Linked DNA regions of Homo sapiens: all the other regions are linked to region 1. A link is a loop called in an ENCODE intact Hi-C map of the cell type or tissue named here. Cell type or tissue: B cell. All regions are shown on one strand. Region 1 has its middle 93 kb from the start of PRDM1. Region 2 has its middle 77 kb from the start of PRDM1. Region 3 overlaps LOC105377923 (a long non-coding RNA gene).

Region 1 (8,000 bases):
TGCTCAATACACATTTGTCATTTAAATTATATTGGCCATCTAGAATTTTTTTACTGCTCAGAATTCCAGCAGCCTGTCAGTGTGTAGTCCAGGGCAGATAAGTGAAAGAATCCTAGTCATTAAAGAAGCTGAAAAATAAGTAGTAGCTTTTGCAAGTCCAGCCTTTGTTTTCTTATTTATTTCAATGTGGCAAACCAAAATCGTGGTGATGTGCCTCCACGCCAGGAGACAGTCAATTTGGCGGAAATCACATTTAATTTGTGTCAGAAACATAGGATTCTACTAGCCCTCTGTCAAAAGATGTAACATCAGCCCTATCTACCCTTCACCCTCAAATAGATATAGAATCCCAAGAAGACAGACCTCACTTTGTAATGTTCTCTCTTGGCACTTTAAAAAAACTTTTATTTAAAATAGCCATAAAGATCCACTAAAGGATGACAGGTTATTTGCACAGAGGCTGCAGCTTGTTCAAAACCAAATAGATTTCAAAATATGGCATATATTAAAATGCAGTCCAAACTATAAGATGTTTTGGCAGCAGAGGAGTTGAATGCTATAGAAAACGTATTAACTTCCCCCTCTTTCCAATGTGTAGGAAACAGGTAACTTACAATGACAAATCTTCAAATCTTCAACACACCATATAGAGTTTAGAAGTCATGATGCCATGCCAAGAATTAAGAACTGGATATATTAGAGCATCCCACTCAATATTTTGTCTTAACATTGTATATTCAATTTAAAAATGATTAATTGTTAATTAATTTTTACTACACCAAGCAGAACCAGTGGCTACCACATTTATCTGACAATTATAGATAATTTGATCTTTGTGCTTATATTTCAGGGTACTGGAAGTTTGACAACACCGATTCAGATTAAATTATACATATTTGAAAGCTATATTTAGATGAAGAGTTGCTTAAGCATATTCTTTATAAGACTTAGTTTATGAGAAAAGTTATGTGATCTGATCAGGAATATGTTATATTTTAAGGATTTCACCTCATCTGGCTGACTTTTAAAAATCAGGAAATATTTTTAAAGTAGAATTTCTAAGATCAGAAAGAAATCAAGTTTGAAAAAAGAGGTTTTGGAGTGAGAGAGAAGGGTCATATCCTACTTAAGGCTTTTCCAACACAGAGCAAGGAAATGGTGCCACTATAAGATCTGGAACAAATGTTTTCCTACATTTTTGAACCACAGTGTTTAAAAGCATCGTATTTTAATTTCAGGCCTTACAAACTAAAGATTGTCCCCGAAAATTAGTTACACTTATTATTTTGGATCAGAGTTTGTGGCTGACAACATCTGTTAGAAACTTCATTGTGCCTCCTAATTAAAGAACCAAGTCTAGCTGACTGATTAAAAAAAAAAAACTTTCATTCAAAGGACAATGTAATACTGTGAAAATAACTAAATAATTTTCCTCCATAAATATTCTCCCTGGGAGAAAGAGGCTTTCAGTGGGAGCATAAGTTCTCAATCGTCTGTGTAATGTATCTAGTGTACATTTTATTATTTTTCCCATTTACTGTGTCTTTTCTATTACGTTACAGCTGAAGGTTTTACTTAACCAATTCTCTTCTGAAACGCTCTTCCTCTATCCTACACTATGGTAGCTTCAGCAATGACTGCCAAGTAAAACACCTTTTCCTTTTGTTTCCTCCCTTCCGCTTTGAAATTTTGTTATCCGTTTCTGTAGACATCAGTATATTTAAAACTTTAAAAAACACTTTTCCTAGAAGGTTCTGTTAAAAGGTAGAAAAGAAAAGAAAAAAAGCCTTATGAGAACGTCCCCCAGAGTGCCCAGAGGGCTGCACGAACATGCCCAGCCTAGTTATGAAAGATCATTGATCCCAAAGGGAACGTGACAACGCCGGGTAGGTGCCCTGAGCTGGCACCTGCCCCGACCCTCTTCCGTGCAAGCCTAACCTATGCACTTGTCACGAACCGAAGACCTAAAAGAAGGCAAGGGAATGGGGAGGAGGATGAGGCTGGCCAAAAGCTCGCATTGTCACTCCGGAGCTTTTGCGCTTGACTCATCTCTCTGGCTTTCAAAACCGGGAAGTGCGCGGCTGCGACGGCGTCGGGCAGCGTGCTCGGCGGAGAAAACGCGCGCTCTAATCCTCTCGACCAGAGGCTTTCCTCTGTCTCCGCCAAAAAACTCAAGCCCTCCGCAAGCCGGGAGGCTCCCGCGACAAGCGCGCCGTCCCCGGACCCGGTCGGACCGCGTGGCCGGGCTCGCATTCCCGACGCGGCGGGACTGGAGGGCTGACAAACTGTTTTCGGTTTGCACACCCAGCCATCCCCGCCGCGGAATCTGCTCCAAGAAGATGTCGTTAGGAAGTTACGGGCAGGACTGATGCTTTGACCGCAGGAGGATCCGGGCAAAGATTTATCTGGAAGTTTGTCTTGCACAACCCACTTCTGGAGTCCCGCGACACTCCAGACAAAAGGACGGGCTCTAAACCTATCTCGAGAGTCCTCTGGACCTGCTGTTAGGACCCTAGTTCTCCTCACCTCGTCCAAATGAACTCAGCATTCGGAAACTTCTCGTCCCCACCTCCATCCCCCACCCCGTTTTTGGTGAGCGACTTTTTAAAAGGGGGCTCGAGCTCGGAGAACAAGAAACGTAATAGAAAAGCTATCCCCGCGCTGTCACGCGTCCCCGCTCGTCTTCCAGCGGAAGCGTCGCTGTAGGGTGGCAGTGGTGTATTTTTTTTTTTTAATTACGCAATTTAGGCGAATGCAGTCCAATCCAGAGCCGCTAGCTGTGTACGCGCTGAGCTTGGTAGAGTTCACCGTGGAATTTGCTTTTCCAACAACGACCCCGGGGGAGAGCCCGGGCCTCTTTAGGCGGCGTCTTACCTCGCCCCTCGCCTCCCGGCGTCTTCGGCGACCGCTCAGTAGATGCGGCGTCCCCAGCGCGGCACCCGAGCCCAGCCCAGCAGCGCGGGCTCTTCGCCTCCCTCTCCACCGTCCCCGCGCTTTTTAAAACTTTGGGCGCAGCTTTTGAGTGACTGTCCAGGAATCAGTGCTCCTGCCCCACTTCAACTAGCGTACAAATAAATACCTTACCCCCGTTCACGTTTCATAAATTAGGAAAAGACATCCAGCTTACATTCCCCCAAATTAGCTGTATCCGACTCTGCAATTCATTTACCCTTCCAAGTTGGTGACACGAAATTCTATTCTCCAAACAAACCGTAATGATCAATCCAACGTCCCTTTCTACTCCGTTTTAAAAGACTGAAGAATTAATGCCAGAGGAGAGCTATCAACACTGCCGGAGATTACAGATTAAGCGATATCAGAGCCCCATACCACCACTCTTTTACTATCCCTCATTCTGGGCGTGATCCCTCTTCACTAAAATCCTAGCCCAAATGTATTTTGTCCCCTACCCTTGATTCTTTGAAAATCTGTTTCCTAAAATAGTAAACGTAACGTTTTAAAGACCTTCTAACGTCACCCTCCTCATTGCAGTCCTAAGCGGCACACCAGCGCAGCTCAGCCCGCTCCTGAAGACTTCGAAGCAGGAAACCCAGCAATCTTCCAAGTGGCACCTTCCCTGCTGGCCTAGATGAACCTAGAAAGCAAGCAACTTCAATGAATGCAAACTAAGCTTTCCCGAGGAGAAACGTCAAAGCAGCTACAATCAGTCTCTGATTACACAAACATACCTAGGGGCAGGTTGGAGTAAGGAGGGCTTTAGGGGTGGGGGTTGCCTACCCAGAGGTGGCTTAAACCAGTTCTCCTATTGTTACTGAGTTTAGGAAAGCTAGCTTTTGTTTCGTGGTGGATTTTGGGGATCAAACCCGAGATGCCAGCTAAACATCCCTGAAGTCTTTGTAAGAGAACCTAACCCAAAGTTAGGACTTCAGTTCCTTTAAATTAAGATACTGAGTTATGCATAATTAACGATTCCAGTAGAGAAACAATGCAGAATTATTTTGAAATATTGTAAAAGGAGGGTCGACATGTGCGTCTATCTGCCCAGTTTTGCGAGAGCTAAATGCCACTCACGGGCCCCCTCTACCAAACCGGGAAGAGTGGCGACAGCGGGACTCCTTAGGTCATGTCTTGGGACCCAAAGGTTTCGGACTCCCTCCAACCATCCTTTTGGAGGAAGGAGGCTTACAGCTCTAACTCCCTCCCCAGCAAACAAACCAGAGAGAACTGAGGCCCTATCTTTCCTGGGCCCATCTGGAGACACACGCCTAGAAAGCAAAGCTCTTTCCCGCCTACCTAGTAGGTAGCGGTTGACGAGTGATTGTGCACAGTGTCCAGGAACTCCCAGGCTAAGGGACGTCCAGCTCTCGAGGTTTACAGGCAAGGGGGACCTGAAGTGGAGGGAGGTGCATTGTTTCCACATGGCGTTTAGGTGGTAACAGCCCAAAATATAGCTTTCATTGAGAGAGAAGAGCTACCCAGGCCCAGCTCTGCGCGCGGCGAGGGCCCGCTGGGATTGGGCGGACGCGCGTCACGTGACCGGGCGCCGTGCCCTGGAGCCCCGCCCCTCCCTGGCGCTCACTCGGCGGTGCTGCAGCAGCCGGGATTAGTCCCACTTTCACTTTCTGCACTGGGGCTTCACACCTGAGTGATATTGTTTTGTTTTCTTTTGTTTTTTGTTTTGTTTGATTTTGAGATGGCCAGTACAAAAAAGAGGCAGTCCAAAGAAAAAGAGCTCCATGCGTTTCTGGAAGGGGGTGATGAGCCGGGGAGGTCGGACGGGGGCTGTTCAGGGTCCGCGCTCCCGGGAGGACGAGGACCCGGAAAGCAGGTGTTTTCCCCATTGCAAGGGCAACACTGAGCTCGCGCGTCCACAAAACGTTCTGCGAAATTGTAAGGGCCTCCAGCATCACAACCAAAAGTAGAAAGTAGTAGGGGCTTCACCCTCCGAGCGCTGACGTGGTGATTTGTTTCTGAAGAAGGACTTGCTCCAGGTAGTTTATTAGGGTAGCGAGAGCGAAGGGCCACCAAAGCTGGCTTGTCATCCAACCTAGGAAACGGCACTCGCTGAAAAAACAAACTCACGATGGCTTCCGTCTCACCTCTAACCTGTGGGGGACTGGACTGGACTCAGTTCAGTACGAGTGCAGGGAGAGGGCTGCGCGCCAGCTCTGGATGAGCCCAGCCAGCGGTCCTATGTCTGTACCTGTCCTTATCGCTTATCACTAACCGCCCTTATCAGTCATTATCGCGGCTGGTCACTGACTAAAACATTCTTCCATAGTCCTAAATAAGTTCACCTATAGAAAGAAACCATTCCAGATCACTAACATGAGCTTGGCCCATTCATTTGTTCTTACATTTATATAACAGTGTTATTTTACATGTTGCACATTTTCCAGTGCCTGACTTACTAGGTTCTGAAGCACAGCAGCAACCTGTGAACCAGTCAGGCTCTTTTGCCTACGGTGACCTTCAAGTGTCCATCTGTAACAAGTCAGGGCAAGTTGCAATAAATAATTGGATCTTTGAAAGGAAAAAAAATGGTTTGTTTTCTCCTCTCTAAAAAGATTTCTCCAACACCTGAAAACTTTTAGCAAGTTGCTCAAACTTTAAGACTTCTGGGATTTTTTGTTTTTTTTTTTTGTTGTTGTTGTTTATTTGTTATTTGTACACTTCAGAGGGTAAGAAGAAACCAGGTAAAGTGTTGACAGTTGCCTAGCACAATGACTGGTACAAAGTAAATGCTCGATAAATTATTATTGTTAAAGTTAAACAAGTTATGCTTCCTCCTGTGTGTAGTTTTAAGTGACAATATAGTATTGTCCATTCTTCCATGCTTTATTTTTATATACAGGTTTGATTAGGGAGAAGGGAAAGCTTATAAAGCAATTTGCTTCAATCTTTGGTCGTGATAGTAACTTCCACTAACTAATTACACATCATTTTGAAAGTATTTCCTCAAATTTGTTTTGAATATATAATATGGCCTTTGAATTTCCTTAACTTCTCCCTTATACTTTTACAAAATGAAAGGGTATGGTCTTATCCCACTAGCTATTTCACAAGCAAACATGGTAACTCTTTTGGGGGAAGAGATTATTATTTTCTCTGGGAAGTTAGCTGAAAATCTACCAAAAAGTGCAGTCCAGAATAAGAATTAATTAAATAACCAAAAAGATCATTTTTGTTTTGCTATCTGGAAAAAAATGACATAGAATAGATATGTAAAATGTTAATTTTAAAATATAGCTGTTTTTTAATTCCTGCTTTTGGAAGCCAATTTGGATGGTTGAAATGAAAGTTGTTTTCCCTTTAAAATTAATATAATTATCACTAGGTCACCTAGAAAGAATATCTCTGGTCTAAACTTCTCTTCTGTGCTCCAAATTCCCTCTTTCACAAATGACAAAGAAACCGCTTGGATATATATGGAGCTAAACTCATCACCTCTCCTACCATTCTCCCTTTGGACATTCTAGATCTTACTTAGTTCAACCTCCCAGTCATCCATACTACAAACCTGGAAGCCATGCTCGAATCTTCTCTTTTTCTGCCCTCCACTTTAAGTCAGTTATCAAGTCCTGCCTGATTTAAACTCCTAATTGTGCCTCAGATATGCCCCTTCCCTTCCTTTCTAATTCCTGCTGCTCCAGTCTAGGCCTTCCTTGTCTTGCTCCCTGGCTCCCTTGCTGCAGCAGCCTCTTCACTGTAAGCCTCTGCCATTATCATTTCCTTCCAGTCCTTTGTTGAGTGACTTATCTGAAAAGCAGATCTGGACATGCCACTCACCTTTATAGGCTTCCTATTACTTACCAGATAAAAATCTAAGCTCTTTACCACCATTCTAAGGCTCTGTACCTCTCTCTGGCTTTGCCTTTCTCTCCTTCCTGCCCTGACTTCACATTCTAGCCACACTTCATTCATTCATTCTACACCACTGTGTGCTAGCTACTGTCCTAGCCACTTGGGATGTCTCAGGGAAAAAAAAGCTAAGATCTTTGCCCTTGTGGAGCTTATGTTATGGGAAGGATCACATCAGTAAACAATAAACATAAGTAAGCACAATTGATAGGACGAGGGAGGGTAATTCTAGATAGGTTGGTCAGGGTTGGCTTTATTGAAAAGGTGACTTTTGAGCAAAGATGCAAAAGATGAGGCAGTGAGCTATGTGAAGAAACAGAGGAAAAATATCTACACCGAGGGGACAGCCCGTGCATATCCCTGAGGTAGGAGCGTGCTTAGCATACCCAGGAGAGGCAAAAAGAGAGCAGGGAGAATGACAAGAGATGAGGGCAGAGAGACAACAGGGGAGTGTGCCTTTGGACAGGCCCTCATTAGCCATTGTATTAAGTTGGAGACTTTGTATTTAATGGGAAGCCAACTGCTTGTGGTGGTCACACTCTCCCCTACAAGTTGTGTTGTTCAGCCCTATGGTCTTTAAAGACGTGCTGCTTTTCTTTGTATTGCATCCCTCTCTGCAGCTGAGTTTCTGCTCCCATAGCTCCTTGTGATTATCTCTGTTATTGTAGTTGCCATATTACTTAAGAATCTTACATCTTGAGGGAGGATTTTGGTTTATTTTTGTATCCCCAGTGCCTATAGCAAGCCCTCAAAAGCTTAGTGAATGAATGGTAATGTTTGTTTGTAGAGTACCTCCAAATATCAGGCGTATATGTTTATTAATTCTTAAAACAACCCTACAAGGGAGCTCTGTTGTACCTATTTTACAGAAGAGGAAATGAAGTTCAGAGAGGTTAAGTAACTTATCCCAAGTCACACAGCTGGTAAATAACGGAGCTGGGTTTCAAACTCAGCTGTCTGGCCAGTTGCTACCCTGCACTATTCACTAATGAGACTTCCTCACTAGATTGAATAAACGAGATGGAAGGAATTTATCTCTGGTTGTTTCTTGCCCTTGGCTTCTTTGTGCTTAAAAAAAACCCCACTTATCATTTCTCCTAGGTCTATTCATTAATTCATGAAACATTTAATAAATACCTACTGTATGCCATGTACATCGAATACATTGCTGAGCAAAA
Region 2 (8,000 bases), 170 kb before region 1:
GAGACATTAAATTTTTCATGACTTCAGAGAGAGTTGTAGAGTTTAATGTTAGAGTCCTGGGCTAATTTCTGGGTAATTGTTTGATCTCTCTCTGCTTGGATTTCTTTCTGTATAAAAGGCAAATAATAATGAGAATAATAATAATAATAATAGACCAGCCATGGCGGCTTACAACTGTAATCCCAGCACTTTGGGAGGCCAAGGCAGGAGGATCGCTTGAGTCCAGGAGTTCAAGACCAGCCTGGATAACATAGTGAGACCACCATCTCTACAAAAAATTAAAAAATCAGCTGGGCATGGTGGCATGCAACTTTATTTGGGAGGCTGAGGTAGGAGGTTTGCTTAAGTCAGGGAGGTTGAGGTTGCAATGAGCTATGCTTGCTCCACTATACTCCAGTCTGGGCAGCAGAGTGAGACTGTGTCTCGAAATAATAATAATAATACTTCAGGGAGTGGTAGTGAAGATTATATAAACTAATATATGTAAAGTGCTTAGAACATCACCTGGCACACAGTTTGCACTCAAATGTTAGTTGTTGTAATCATCATCTTCACTATCAATTTTTCCTCTTTATTTTCTTTTTAGAGATAGTGGATAGTGGGAATAGGTGGGAACGAGCAATCCTCCCACCTCAGCCTCCAGAATAGCTAGGACTACAGGCACATGCCGCCATGCCTGGCTGATTTTTTACTTTTATTTTTAGAGATGGAGTCTCACCATGTTAACCAGGCTAGTCTTGAACTTCTGACCTCAAGAGATTGTCCCACCTCAGCCTCCCAAAGTGCTGGGGTTACAGGCGTGAGCCACAATGCCCAGCCCCCCTATTCATTTTTCTCAATTGAAAGTTGAATGCCCTTGCCTCTTTGACACACACATATACAACCACTCTCCTCTTGCATCTGGCCTCCTGCCAATCTAGGTTACTCACCTGATCTTTGCTCTTCAGTGGTCTTCCAACATCTGTCTCTGTCCAAACCAGCAGCCTCAGGAAAGCCTTGCTTCCATGCTAGCAAACTGGCCTCCTCTAGGGCCATCTAACCAGTCTTTCCTTGTTGCCTTTTATATACTAAATATGATTCCTAGGGGGTAAATTTTTTTTAAGGTGTTAAATACCATGTCTAGGCAGATTCAGCTCACCCAGAAGACTAGAATTGGCAGCTATGCCTCCTGCTCTCTGCTTTGATTCAGAACCTGTGCTATGCTATTGTCAAGCCTGGGTATTGTACCTTCTTGGTCCATTTTTGAATTTTTCATCCATTTTGACCAACACTGTTTAATTCCTGCTTTTTTTTTTTTTTTTTTTTTTGAGACGGAGTTTCATGCTTGTGGCCCAAGGTGGAGTGCAATGGTACGATCTCAACTCACTGCAACCTCCACCTCCCAGGTTCAAGCGATTCTCCCGCTTCAGCCTCCCAAGTAGCTGGGATTACAGATGGCCACCACCATGCCTGGCTAATTTTTGTATTTTTTTGTAGGGACTGGGTTTCACCATGTTGGCCAGGCTGGTCTGGAACTCCTGACCTCAGGTGATACACCTGCCTTGGCCTCCCAAAGTGCTGGGATTATAGGTGTCAGCCACCGCGTCTGACCAATTCCTGCATTTTTTAAAATGACAAATGACATGGTCAAGAAAGCCTTTCTGCATTTCCTTTCTTTGGTCTTCATTTATTCATTCAACCAGTATTCTGTTACTGTGTCCTCTGAACAGTCTCAATAAAATTGTTGCTGCTTGGTGCTTTGTGTATGTGCACCTGTTCCCTCTCCTAGGTTATGAGAACAAAAGCCAAAGATCCTATTTTAAAATTTTTATTTATTTTCTTAATTTTTTGCATCACCCACAAGACCACAGGCAAAGCCTGCTTGGGAATGAACTCGTGAAGAGCTGTGAAGCACAGATGGGTCTCTCTGGTCTTTTCCCTCTACTTCCATCCCCCTTTCTATTCTTCTAAGAGTCTCACAGACCCTTTCCATCTGAATTTAGTTAGGCCTCCAGCAAGCAGAGACACAGATTTCACAGTCAGGTGCTGCTCCATGCTGTACTGGGGTGATGCCCCAAAGGTGTTCTTGGCCCCGGCCTTCAACACCCTGTGTTGATGTACTTGGTGGCAGATTCCCTGCCATCTCCCCAAATGATCGTGTCTTCTCTTCACATCTCATTATGTTTTCCTTGGCCTGATTCCTTTCCTCCTACCCAGTCTGATTCGTCTGCCTTTTCCTGACTCCCTTCCAGGCCACCCCTTCCCCTGGCCTCTCTTCGTACCTTGGCCGTTAGTCTTGCTTGATGCCTCTGTATGCCTCACTTTGGTTTCTGTTCCCCCTTATTCTTTTTCTTTCACTTTCCCCCACCCACCCGTCGTTTTTAACAGTGTCATCATGACTTACAGTGTGGGAACATGATGCTTGCTGTCTCCCACATTACATAGCCGCCCCTGGATTTCATGTGACCAACATTCCTTCCCCTAACCCCTTGGGCAGGATAGAAACTCCCCCACTGCCAGAAGCCGGGGCCTAGCCCTCATCGCGAGTCCCGCTTCCTGCCCACCTCAGGAAGCAAGGGCAGGGCAGAAGATGGAGGCCAGGGCCACAGAGTTCACCCCAGACCTCGTGTCAGATTCTGTGGGGCAGTGTGAGCTGGGTGTGACTCAAGGCACCACTCACAGCAGCTTTACTCTGTGAAAGCACGAAACAGGGAGGGTCCTCATAAAGGAATGGCAGGGGCTGTGGGGAAGAGGTGGGGTAGCACATATGACTGAGGCCAGGGAGGTTTCTAGTGCTGACATGACTTGGCCTCCTCATCCACAAAACTCACTTGAAACACCAGAGCTTGATGAATAACAGCGTCCCAGTCATAAGCAGAAAGAGCTCTTCCCTTTTTCTTCCGTCAGCCCTCACACATACCGCTTGTGCAATCTGTTCTTATGTGAAGGTTTGCAAAATCGTCCAAGTGGAGGATGGGTCTGGGATTTCTTGGACACATATCCATCCTGGAGGGCCAGACATCAGCCAGGGCAGCTGGAACAACCTGGACTGTCACAGTAGGAGGGGACGGGGGGTGTCAAGGCTGCTGGGAATGGGGCCTTCTAGCACTCGGTTTCAGAGAGCAATAAATGGAGTTCTTATTTCAAACGTGCAAACCGGATTTGGTCAAATACTCTCCCTGTGAGGCAGCTGCCCTTTGAGGCTGTGGACCAGAGTGGAAATAAAGCTCCTGTCTGACAAAGGATAGGTTTCCTTGACCCTTTCTGCTGACTATTCCACTTCCTGCTGGTTTGCTGCGTTGATCCTTGGGCAGCAGCCCCAGGGGTGCTTGCTGCAGCAGAGTGAAAGTGATTGCCAGCCTGAGCTCTACAGGCTGACTTTGGGCTCTGCAGGCACGTTCTTCCCCTTGCTTATTTTCCACTGCTGTTTGTGAGTCAAGCTCAAGGGCCACGCTGAACAGGCTGCTGGAGGAAAGGAGTGAGCCAGGTCTCTTGATATCTTCTAAAGTCTCAGAAAGGAAGTACAGACCTAATTCAGTGCCCTCTCCTTTTCTCTTCAAGTGCAGGTGGTTAAAGTCCCCCTGATATGGTTTGACTATGTCCCCTAAAAAGCATGTATTGGAAAATTAATCCCCATTGTAACAGAGTTCGGGGGTGGGGCCTGATGAGAGATGATCAGGCCATGAGGGCAGAGTGAATGAATTAATGCCGTTACTGCAGGAGTAGGTTGGTTATAAAAAGGGAGTTTGGCCCTCTTTTACACACACGCACTCTCTCTCTCTCCCTCTCTCGCTGTCTCGCTCTCTCACTCTCTTGCTCTCTCACTCTCTTGCTCTCTTGCCATGGGATGATGTAGCCACCAGGTGCCAGCTCCTCAGTCTTGGGCTTCCCAGCCTCCAGAACTGTGAGCCAAGACATTTCTATTAATTGTAAATCACTCAGTCTGTGGTATTCTGTTATTACAGCACAAAATGGACTAAGACATCACCCCTGGGTGCATCCCACTCATGACACAGGCAGGAAAGCAAAGATAGCTAAACTCAGGATAGGCATTTGTATTCAGAGGGTTTTTTTGTTTTTTTGGGTTTTTTTTGCATTTTTCCACATTGCCTAGTATATAGCACTGAGAATGCGTTTTAAGATTTATGGACAGTTTTGACATTTAAATAAGGTATGACCAAGGTAAAGGGAGAAAATTGTGGGAATTTTGTCAAATAGGACCAAGGAATGCAATTTTTTTTCAAACACTATTTTTAAAGGACTCTTTTTGTAGAACCTTAGCTTTATTTGGTATCAGCCAAGTGTACCAATCTCCTGTTTCTGATTTGAGAACAAAATGTGTACTGTTACCCGTACCAAGTATCTCAGATACCTTTTCCAACCAATTTTGAAAGTTCACAGAACTGGTCTTCCTGAGTCCTTTGGCCTTAGATGTGTAGATACACAGATGATCCATTGGTGTGCAAGAAGAAAATATCTTAACTTCTATTTCTATCTGTGTTTCAATCTAAACAACAAATAAATTAAGCTTTACTGTTACTAATAAATATGATTAATGCTACATGTATTCACAAGTGTACACATATAAAATTTATAGATAAATATAAATATGATGGGGATGCAGGCCCAATTTTAAAAATTAGATTGTATGATCAAAAATTGGTGGAGGCCAGACATGGTGGCTCATGCCTGTAATCCCAGCACTTTCAGAGGCTGAGGCAGGAGGATCACTTGAGCCCAGGAGTTTGAGACCAGGCTGAGCAACAGAGCAAGACCCCATCTCTACAAAATAAAAAATTAACTGAGCATGGTGGCACATGCCTGTAGTCCCAGCTATATAGGAGGCTGAGGTGGGAGGATCTCTTGAGCCCAGGAAATTGAGGCTGCAGTGAGCCGGGCTCGTGCCATTGTGCTCCAGCCTGGGCAATGGAGCAAGACCCTGTCTCAAAAAAAAAAAAAAGTTTGCTAGGACTTCTGCTGCTGGCCAATATGGAGTCATGGAGACCAAATTTACCTTCCTGCCTGAAACAACCCCTACACACACACACACACACACACACACAAAACAGACAAAATATATGAAACAACAGTTTCCAAGACACTGGACATCAGGCAATGAAGAGAAGTGATCCCTAGAATCAGGAAACAATGAGGTGGCCCTTCAACTGTCACAGCTTACTCCACTGAGTTCACACTGTTTAGTAAAGTTATATATGTCTTTTTTTCTTAATTTGAATTTTTACTTTCCTCCTCCTTGAGGACAGTAGCCACATCTCGTTCACGGTGTATCCTCAGGACTTAGCACAGGAGTTGCTGAATAAGCATTTGTTGAATGAATAACTGAAGCTCTACAGGGAAGCCTCAGAATGGTAGGATCATAGATGAACGGATGTTGGAGCCCAAAAGCACCTTAGAGATCATCTAGCCCAGTTTCCTCATTATACTGATGAGGAAATTGAGGTCCCAAGCAGTGCTATGACTGCCCCAAAGTCTCATGGCCCCTTAGTGGTGGAGTTTGTGGGAGTATTCCTCCCTAAAAAGCAACCCTGGAATTAAGCAAGTTGGTAAATTGCTGCAGCTCACAAAGCAGGGGCATCATAGAATTCTAGAGGCTAAGATGGTGTGTTTAGGGACAAAAATATAGGAACCAAGAATTACTGTGGGCAAAGCCATCCAGGGTTGAAGATACAGCCAGACTCTGCTCAATTCTAGAAAGATGCTGAAAGAGCCTTCCAGGTTGAGCAGAGAGACCACAGGAAGAGCATTTTGAACGTGTGCCCTGGTGGACCCAGAGACTTCTGCAGAATGCAGGAGTCCTGGGGCTCTGGATGAAGACAAGCCTGTCCACCTGGAAACCCAGAAGACTCTCAGCCTGTTCCAGGCCACCCTGAGAGTGATCACAGGGCTCCAAGGCCCATCCTCAGCCCATCACCATGCCCCAGAATAGCTCCGCAGGCCCTATCTCTGTCCTGGCAGTGGGGGCAAGGTGGACCCACTAAGAGCAGCCCCGCATTGCACTTTACCCTGCTGCCCAACTGCGTGGCCTGACTGTGTTCCAGGACCCCACATGGAGAAGATCCAGTCCCTAGACGATGCTTGTCCATTAGTGGAGCACCTTCAGGCCACAAGACATGTCCTGGCACAGAAGGACCTTCCTGCTCAGGATGCAAGGAGCTCCTGATACTGTGTCCTCATGAGGTTGGAACAAAAGCCTAAGGGTTGGTTTTGACTCCTCTCTGAGGTTTGGTACATCGTAAGGCAGCCCCAGCTACATCAATTCTCTGCCAGGGTTTGTCCTGGCTTCTGCTGGGACCTAGAAGCTGGCATCAAACCCCTTTCCTTTGAGCTTCTTCTCAGTTCAAATCACTGCTCACTTCTTAAAGTCCTTGATAAAGCAGCCCACCTCTTTCTAAGCACCTTGTTGGGATCTGGAAAGTTCTAGGATATGTCAACAACGGCCCAATATTGTCTTGAGAGTTTTTAGACTTGATCTAGGCCCAGAGAGGAAATGGACTTACACCTGCCTACAGATTCCTACAACCATCACCCAAAGTACATCTGTGGGATCTACGGAATGTGAGCGAATGCTTGGCTCTTGTTTCAAAGCTTTATAGTAGGCTCACCATTTGGTAAGTTTTCAACAGTGACACCTGGGCTTTGCCTAACAAAATGAATGATGGAGTGAAAGTGAAGGGTGAGTTACATGTGACTTGGGGAAACTTCTTCACTTGGAATCCCCAAGAAAATTCCTTCAAGGAAGGAATCTAGCAGGAGGTTATGTATCACAAAGTGGTCTCCTAAACAAGAATTGCTGTTTGACTTACACACAGTTTGGATGTGACTCTCCTGAGGCCCAGGGTCCAGCTAGGGAAGGGGTCTCCGAACCAGCCTGACCCAGGGCTGGGCCGCAACAGGCTACACTGCACCTGTGTTGTGTTCTTCCCCAGCAGCGAATGGTTAGTTCAGGTTACAGGTGGAGCCACAGTGCAGAGCCCACGAAAAGGCAGAGGCATATTCCTGGCAGCTAGTGACTGCAAAGTGTTCTCTATGTGCTATTTAGACTGAGCAGTGGCAGAATTATTGTTAGTCTCCATTTTATAGATGAGGAAACAAAGGCAGTGAGAGGCCAAGTAAGGTGCCTGTAGTCACAGGGTGAGTCAGCAGCTAACTTTGTGGCCCATGGGCCAGCACTTGGCACTGCCTTGGGCTCTGTGGTCTCTTGGAAAATGTTTCCTCCTTTATTCATAGCCAAGAGTTCTTTGCTAGACATTCTTCTGGGAAATCTCACCCTCATGGTAGCCCAGCAGCCAAAGCCCCTGCCTTCCTTAGTCTCCCTCCACGACAGCTGGCAGACTTCCTGCAGGCCACGCAGCTCTCCTCGGCCTCCCATAGACTTGTCTCAGCAGGACCCTCCACTCGCTCCAGCACATCCACTGAGGTGATCCCCTCTGCCGTGGGCCTCGGCCATACCAGCACCTTCCCCACACTGCAGATCAGAATCACAGCCCTGACTCGGGGCTCCCAGATGAGTTTCCTTCCCTGCTGCTTTGCTACCCATGCCAGTCTCTGGTTCCTTCAGCGTCAGCACTCCCACCCACTCCCTGCACATCTCATCCACTCCCTGAGCCCCCTTCCTCATCTCCATTTTTTAACCGGGAAAACCCACCCCTCCACACCATCAAGTTACTTTCAGAAATTCCAGGACCCTCCCAACTTTCCAAGAACTCCTAAGCTTTCCCTTCTCTTGGACATCTTTCTAGACTCATTAAAGAAACACAGTGGCCTCCCCAGCTACCATTGTCCAAAAGTGGATTTGTCCTCAGCTCACCAGTGCCTCACATTTATATTTAAGGTGATGTGGTGGGCAGGATTCTAAGATGCACCCAGGATTTCCTGCATCCTCCTTTGTGTATACACCCTGAGAATACCATGGATTTTATTCCCATGATTAGCTGCTATTTTATGACATAGGTGACCTTAAGAAAGAAAAAATGATCCCAGTGGGCCTGATTCCATGATAC
Region 3 (8,000 bases), 110 kb after region 1:
TTCTGTGTACCTGAGTCCCTGTCTTTGGAACCAGCCTGCATCATATGACCCCTTGTTCTGACTGTGAAGGACTGGAAGCCTGCTGTGGAATTCCAGTGGGGTAACCAGGGCTTGGTCACCTGCTTCCTTGAGGCTGCATGTGGGTCTGGATTTCTGAGGCTCTTGAATCCCCTGTGCTAAAATCCTCCCTCCAGCTGGGACAGCACTACTATTTCCTGTCATGCTTCGTATGCTGGCAGCTTGGCTACACTTGGATGCCACATTCTGCCTACTGGGAGAATGGAGCCCCGGCACCTTCAGCTGCATCTGCCCCTCCGTGTGTTGCCCACTCTTGTGCTCAGTCCCTCTTGGCTTGGCTCTTTCTGCTCCAGACACAGGGTCTTTCTCATTTGCATTGCTGTTTTATTATAATTTTACTGATAGCTACCATATCTAAAGTAGCTACTTCGTTCTGGGCAGTTCCCTCATACTATCTCATTTATATCTCACAGAAATTCTAAGGGGTAGCTATTATAAACATTCTACAGAAAATGAAACCAAGGCGCAGAGAGGTTTAGTAACTTTCCCAGTGCATGTTCCAGGTTGTAGCAGAGCTCCGATTCTAGCCAGAAAAATATAAGAAATGCCCAGGAAAGTAAAAAATGTAGATTCTTGGGTCTTACCAAAAGAAATTCTAATTTGTAGATTTGATGTGGAGATCAAGGAATGTATATACGTATACACACACACAATTGTATTGATCTGAATCAACTGGTTCATGGACTGTGTCATTTGGGAACTATGCAATATACCATTCTTTCCTGAGATAAAGCTAATTATGGCCTTTGTGGGTTTGATTTCTCTTATGATACGGTGTAAATCATTTACAAATGACCAGTTGTGTGTAATGCATATGAAATGCATTTTGACTCTGTCCTCAGAGGCACCCCTGGGGTATGTGTGTGTAGTCAGTCCCTTGTGGAAGTTGCAGGCTTAGAAGGCATGCCCTCAAAATTTGGGGACCAGGTGAGGAAACTTCTCCTGTGAAAGGGAAACTGAAAAGGATCAACAGAAAATGGAGATTACCTTAAGAGATGGTTTGTGATCACCTTAAGAGATGGTTTGTGATTACCTTAAGAGATGGTTTGTTAAGACCCTGCTAACAGCCCCAGGATCTTGTAAGCAAAAGCCTGGAATGTACCATGTTAAGAAAGCTATGAACGACCTGGCTGCATTTCAACTGGAGTAAATGTTGAGTTGTGGTAATAGGAAGGTATGTTGTGTACAGGGACTAGGAGGAGGCAAGCCAGGGAATAAGAAGTGTTGCCAGCTGTATTTAGACAAGAGTGTGTTCTATTTCAGGGCAGTCAGCCTCAGTTCTTGGTATAGAAATTTCCCTTGGAAGAGAAGAGCACTCTCCAAGAGTGTTTCCAGCAGGAGCTTCCCTTAAAAACAACTAGCTTCCTCTGATCTGAAGTTGAGCTCACTAAGGAATTGATCCAAGATGGGTCAACTGGATGGGAAAGAGAAACCTCCATGGATGAGTAGTCTCTGTTCCCAAACCAGGCCAGCTCATTTGCTCCTTTGTGTTCTGCTTGATCAATTGTTCTCAGATGGATTTGGATAGCATGAGCTCATTGTCTACAGCATGATTCCCATTGGCTCAACTGACTGAAGTTGAGTTTCAGCAACTGAACTCTAAACCCACGGTCACATCATCAAGTACTGATGCCTATGAGATTTAATCTGTAACTACAAGCCAGACTTTCTTAGCTGCAAAAAATAAAAAAATTATTTGTCCAGGCTTAAGGGTCCCAGGGGTGGGCAAAGGACCACTACTGACCCTGTAATTGCGAGGTGACCCTATTCCTTAGACACTAAGAAGATTGGAGACTTAATTTCTTCCTAAGGAATACATATTTGAAAAATACTGCTTTTCACACTAACCAAATATAAAATTCAGTACGAATATGTATTTGAATAAACAAAACAGGTAACTTTGCGTATCTCAGATAGGTGGGTGGATAATTCAAATTATACAATGGAGAGACTCGAGCAAAGGGGAAGTGAACTGCCCAGTGAGTTAGTGGCAAAAGCAGGGTTAGGATGGGCTTCTAACTTCTCATTCTGTGCTCATTTCAATTAAATCTCAATTCTTCCAATAAATGTCACCACTCTGTCAATATTTTGCCTCCATTTTGTTCCTCAAGACAGTATCTTTTTACTCTCTTGGTTTTGGTTGGCCCTTGAATTCTTTTGCATTAGTGATCTTGAGATTTTACTTTGCATACGACAAGGAAGAGTGTGCATGATGTGCTTGTTGTGATTATAGACAGAGAGCTAGAGATCTCACCCAGGGCAGCAGTCAGTGATGGACAAGTGAACAATTCTCCCTATCGAAAAGATGTTGTTCAAGGGCTTTGCTTGAGATTGATCTCTATAGAATGGAAGGTAACTTGTGCCAGCAGAAAACCAGTAATAGTCCACCTGAGCTGCTGCTGAAGCTTAGGAGGGAAAATTGTGGCAAGTCTGTGAAAGATGGTGAAATTGGAGCCCAGGCTGGACACAGAAAGGACATCTGATGAGTGAGGGTTGGCAGGGGGGACAAATTACCAAAAACACCCCCGCAAAATGAAAACCCTCCGGTTTCTTAATATAAGTCCTCTAACAAATACATATAAATGACTCATAATTAATACGGCAAATACTTCACAGTATTTCTTGCATCCTTAAAAGTTGTGAGTCAAATACTTTAAACCTTCCTTTCCACAAGGTTGCCCACCAGTGAATTTGCAATGAACCCTCCTTTTGAGCACAGACTCCTCTCCTACCCCTGCCGCCTTGTGTTCACCTCCATCACACCTGCCTCAGGAGCCTGCCTATGTCCTTGCTGGATTTGGCTCTTCAAGGAAAGGCTCAGCAAAGCCAAAGTGAACGTTTGCCCCTCTGACTCTGAGTGATCAGCTTGTGATGTTATATACATGCAGTTGATGAGGTTTTCTGGTGCAGAACACAAATAGAAATGCTGCGCCAAATACAGGCTCTTCATCTTTGAATTTATCCAAAAGCTTGAAATTCTCTGGCCCAAACAGATATTTACTGGAAAAGCAGCGAATTCTGGGATGTCAGGGATTGCTTTGAAGTTTCTCCTTCTAAGAGAAGAACAACCTTTTTTATATCACCATGGCCTCTACTGGGTACTTGCAGCTTTTGAAAAGAAGCCTTCAAAAGGCTTTTTGCTAATAAGCCATGAAGTTGAAAGGTTGCTTGTTTGTCCTGAAGACATTTTATCTGTGTGAACTACTTGGGGGAGGCAGAGGGAGAGGTGGTCAGAGAGGAATCAACACAGCTGGTTTCAATATTAAAGGCAAAGATGGGCATTTTGCTCTTTCTCGTGATACCTGCTTCAGGAGTCAGATCCGACACGTGAAGAGTGTCAGTAAGTGCGGGGGCGCGTGTGCTCCGGCACAGGCTGGGAAGGTGGCTGAGGGCTGTCTTCCCTTCATCACGCGCTGTGGTTATAGCATCTTCCCCAGTCCCTCGTGTCAGCACTCTTGGTTTTCACTAATTGTGAAAGTTCCTCTTTTTGCAGAAGGATCTACGTCTTCCTTGCCTCATAAAAATCATCCTGAATTTAAGCTGCAACTATAAAAAACCCCCGGCCAACAAGAAGCAGCCTTCCTGATCTAAGTTATGGGAAAGTGGACTTTTATTTTCTATTTAAAGAAATAGGAGTCTTCGTAATGCATTAGTAATTCTAGCCAAAAAGTGTTTGATATGAACTTGATTTCACAAAAGAAGGCAGTCTTCAACATACTCACCCATTTCTGCTCAGAAGCATCATCACTTTCAGTTTTTACAAAAAGTAAAAACTATTTTGGAATTGGAAATGAAGTCACTTTTAATGCAACAATCCCCACACAAAGTTTAAGAAAAAGGAACAAATAATTTTTTTTTAACTAGAAAAGGTTTATTGAACTTAGTGAGAATTTGGTATTTATAATCAAATACAGTAAATTTTAGCAGAAATGTACCATGCTTATTACAGGGCAATCTCTCCATCTTTAGTATTCCTTTATTATTTTCACTCATCTTCTGCTTTTCCACTAGACTCTTAAAAAAACACTTTAAGCTTCTTTCATTGATATATAATAGTTGTACATATTTATGGGGTACATGTGATATTTTGATAAAAGCATCCAATGTGTAATGACCAAGTTGGGGTAACTGGAACAGCCATCACCTCAAAATTGATCATCTCTTTGTGTTGGGAACATTCCAAATCTTCAAGCTATTTTGAAATATACAATAGATTATTGTTAACTATAGTTTTCCTCTTGTGCTACTGAACACTAGACCTTATTTCTTCTATCCAATTGTACTTTTGTACCTGTTGCCAACCCCTCTTCATCCCACTACCCTTCCCAGCTTCTAGTAACCACTACTGTATTCACCACGCCCATAAAATCAAATCTTTTAAGCCCCACATACGAGTGAGAACATGCAATATTTGTCTTTCTGTGACTGGCTTATACATCATGTCCTCCTGATTCCATCCATATTGCTACACATGACAGGATTTTCTTACTTTTTTGGAAGAATAATATTCCACTGTGTGTGTGTGTGTGTGTGTGTGTGTGTGTGTATCATATTTTCTTTACCAGTCATCCTTTGATGGACACTTAGGTTGATTTCATATCCTGGCTATTGTGAATAGTGCTGAAATAAACATGGAAGTGCAGTATCTCTTTGATATAGTGATTTACTTTCTTCTGGATCTCTGTGAAGCAGTCAGATTGCTGGATCATGTGGTAGTTCTGTTTTAGAGTTTTGAAGACCCTCCATACCGTTTTCCACAGTGGCTGTACTCATTTACCTTCCCATCAACAGTGTATGCGCATTCCCCTTTCTCCGAATCCTCTCCAGCATTTGCTATTTTCTGACTTTTTGATAATAGCCATCTTAACTGGGGTGAGATGATATCTCATTGTGGTTTTTCCACCAGACTCTTTTCTAATTGAAAAACATGTCTAGTGTGCCTCTGTGCTGTGATGGTGCCGCCCGTCACCACCCCTTGCTCAGAGCCTCTTTGCCTTCCTTTCCATTCCCTGTGTTCTCCCTGGGAGATCTCATTTGTTCTCTTTATTTTAGTAACCTGACGACTCCTAGATATATTTATTCAGCATTGACTTCTCTTCTGCACTTTAACTTAAGCGTACAACAGGAAGCTTGAACTCAAAACATTCCAATCTCAAATCATCCGGCATACCTTTCCCCAAAACTGCTCCCTACCGCCCCCCTTCCCACTGTCCTGTATTCCTTTTCCAGCACCCAATAGCCTAGGTGTCATTCTAGATGTGGTTCTTCCTCTTTCCTTAAATCCTGTCACAATTTAGCCTCATAAACTTGGCCCCTAGACTTGGATCCAGCTTCTCTTTTCTTCTCCGTTCCCATGGTCACTGCCATAGTACAAGCCCCGGTTGCCTTAATCCTGAACTTGGGCGATAATGTTCTACCTGGTCTCCCTGCTTTCAGTCTGATCTTCCTCAAATATGTTCTTTCCTCCTGAACCATAGTGATATTCCTAAGACACATTTCAGATGGGCTCTATTGCCCCCAGTGTTTCCTTCTCTGTCTGTTATACCAGACTATAAACACCCTGAAGTCATGGGCTTTGTCCAACCTGTGTTTCTATCCTAAGCCCTCATCACAGAACCTGTTAAACAGTAGCTAAGTAGTCAGGGTATTTATTGAGTGGATAAACCAATGAATGCTGTGGCTTCCAAAGTGTCAACAATGAGCTTAATGATCTCCCTAACCCAAATGTGTTAAGTATAGGGAAGCCCCTTCTTTGTATCTCACACTTACCTTGTATCTTACTACCCTTTAATCACTGTGCCTTGCCCTTGGGCCTTCCCTTGGTGTTCACCTTAATCTATATAAAGCCTAAGCTGGGATGGACTGTCATGGGTGGGCATGAGGAACTAAATGGGTTTGCCTTTTCTCAGGACCACCTTGCCCACCTCTTGTCTTTTGAGCCATTCGAGTATCCCCAAGTATCTTGGAGCTTTTCCATAAAGGGCCACTAAAGCAGGAGAGTCACTGAATCTGGATTCCTAGATCACCTCCCTGTGCCAGAGAGACTGTGTTTTGCAGAGGAACTCATAAAGCATAATTTCCTCCAATTTGTAGCATTGGCACCCACTTTGAAGAAATGACATATAAAAATTCAAATTAATGTGATATAGAAATTAGAGTTGATGGTTCATGTCACAATAGGATAGTTTTCAAGGATTCATTGTCTGCTTTTTTTTATGTATTAAACTTGCCTAGGTATTGACACTGCAATGCCTGTGTAAAGACTCGGTTGCCTGTAACTATTTAGCAGACCATCCACAAAGAGCTACCGTTGTAACGTGGAGTTGTTTGCACTAAGATGGTGCTATAGTCTGAATATGTGTGTCTCCCCATAAATTCTTATGTTGAACTCTTAATCCCAAGGTGATGGTATTAGGAGTTAGGGCCTTTGGGAGGTGATTAGGACATAGGAGTGCAGGCCTCATGAATGGGATTAGTGCCCTTATGAAAGAAACCCAAGAGAGAGACTCACCCCTTCTACCACGTGAGGATACAATGAAAAGGCAACATCTATGAGGCAGAAAGTGGGCTCTCACCAGACACTGAATCTGCTGGCGTCTTGATCTTTTACCCCCCAGTCTCCAGAACTGTAAGAAATACATTTCTATGGTTTCTAAGCCACCCAGTCTATGGTATTTTGTTACAGCAGCCTGAATGGAGTAGACCAGAAGTTTTCATCTTATACAAGTTGTTTTATTGGTTCAAATAGAGAACCTATTTCTTTGGGAGTTTATTTATTAGTTCTAACATTTATTTGTGATATAGGATCAGGAGCTTCAAAGACTTTTTTGCCTATGATGATGACTCACATGAAAAGGCTCACTATCAGAAAGGCATATGAATGGTTTTGCTGAATTTCATCACTTTTTCTCTACAGATTAGCTTACAACCAGTGGCGAGGTACCCAGACAACTCACCTTGCACGTTCAGGTCACTGGTTCCCCGCTGGCCTGGATAAAAGAATTTGGCTGGGTTAGTAACATCTCGGTCTGTGACTCAGGAAGAGCTGACACCAAGTGAAGGCAGGTGACCCACACAACAACCAGATTTAAGCCTCAAGGCCCACTGCCACCAAGCGTTAACCAAGGGAACCAATTGACTGCCGACTCTGGATAGGTAGGGTAAAAACTGGAAGAAAACGAGGCTAGGTTAATCAGTTTCCTCTGAGAACATGAACCCTGTCCTTTCTGAAAGATTTTTAAGAACTACAATTGAGATTGTGGACAGTCTGCAGTGGAAGTTACATTTGACCACCTCTAGACTTGAGGCTGTTATTTATATGAAAGTCTATTTTAATCAAAGGAAATCCTGTTTCACCAGCAGCACTGGCAGCCCTGAGACGCACGGTCTCAGGAGTGTTGTGAGGATACAGGCTGTCTTTAATCTCAGAATAAAAATATTTGATGTTTACAAGGTGTATTAGTGTAATTGGAATGTGTCTGCCTGTCTGCCGGCCTTCCTTCCATGGTGGGACCACGTAATTAAAGAGCATTGCGTTCATGTGGCTGCCTGTTTATCCTTTCATAGCCTCTCGGTAAGTAGTCACGGTCAAGACCGTTACCCTGGGCTCTTAGAGAGCTCATCCAGGCAGAGACAGCTGCAGCCAGAACAAAGGGGAGGCTGCACTCTGCTTGCAATCCTTCTGAGGGCTCTAGGGCAAAGTGGGATGAGACAAGTTTAACTTGGTGGATAAGAGACGCCTGGTATCCCAAGAAACTCTCAGTGCATGCATGGGATTATGCCTTGAAAAATGTGTGTAGGTGTATATATTAGGTTGGTGCAAAAGTAATTGCACAGCCTTTGCCATTACTTTGAATGGCAAAACTGCAATTAATTTTGCACCAACCATATATACACACACACACACATATGTGTATATACAC

What was found. Peaks named below come from ENCODE experiments on the same cell type or tissue, not always from the same donor. Only the 100,000 strongest peaks of a DNase experiment are listed, where the experiment ranks them.
Region 2: a loop joins it to region 1, with 10 times the contacts of the local background. A loop is called at or near these places in 2 of 110 quality-filtered maps.
Region 3: it touches region 1 in a loop (3-fold over the local background); 3 of 110 quality-filtered maps call a loop at or near these places.

What each region holds. Positions count from the first base shown.
Region 1 is chr6:105,989,105-105,997,104 of GRCh38, reverse strand. It overlaps a transcript of PRDM1 not described here. Among named protein-coding and RNA genes, the nearest start is that of PRDM1, 93 kb to the left of the region's middle. RefSeq lists enhancers at 1,723-2,255, 3,325-3,859 and a silencer at 4,390-4,599. In B cell, no CTCF peak of the experiment used is centred here; DNase peaks (open chromatin) are centred at 2,064, 2,294, 2,704, 4,514 and 1 weaker place; H3K4me3 peaks cover 3,833 bases; H3K27ac peaks cover 2,536 bases; H3K27me3 peaks cover 2,918 bases.
Region 2 is chr6:106,158,968-106,166,967 of GRCh38, reverse strand. No RefSeq gene overlaps it. Among named protein-coding and RNA genes, the nearest start is that of PRDM1, 77 kb to the right of the region's middle. RefSeq lists enhancers at 1-182, 2,006-2,465, 2,476-2,525, 2,546-2,645, 2,070-2,916 and 2 more. In B cell, CTCF peaks have their summits at 2,971 and 3,175; DNase peaks (open chromatin) are centred at 2,327 and 3,357; H3K4me3 peaks cover 1,852 bases; H3K27ac peaks cover 2,436 bases.
Region 3 is chr6:105,875,859-105,883,858 of GRCh38, reverse strand. The region is part of intron 2 of LOC105377923 (a long non-coding RNA gene); the gene reads left to right. Among named protein-coding and RNA genes, the nearest start is that of PRDM1, 210 kb to the left of the region's middle. In B cell, no CTCF peak of the experiment used is centred here; DNase peaks (open chromatin) are centred at 3,488 and 7,668; H3K4me3 peaks cover 1,993 bases; H3K27ac peaks cover 2,320 bases.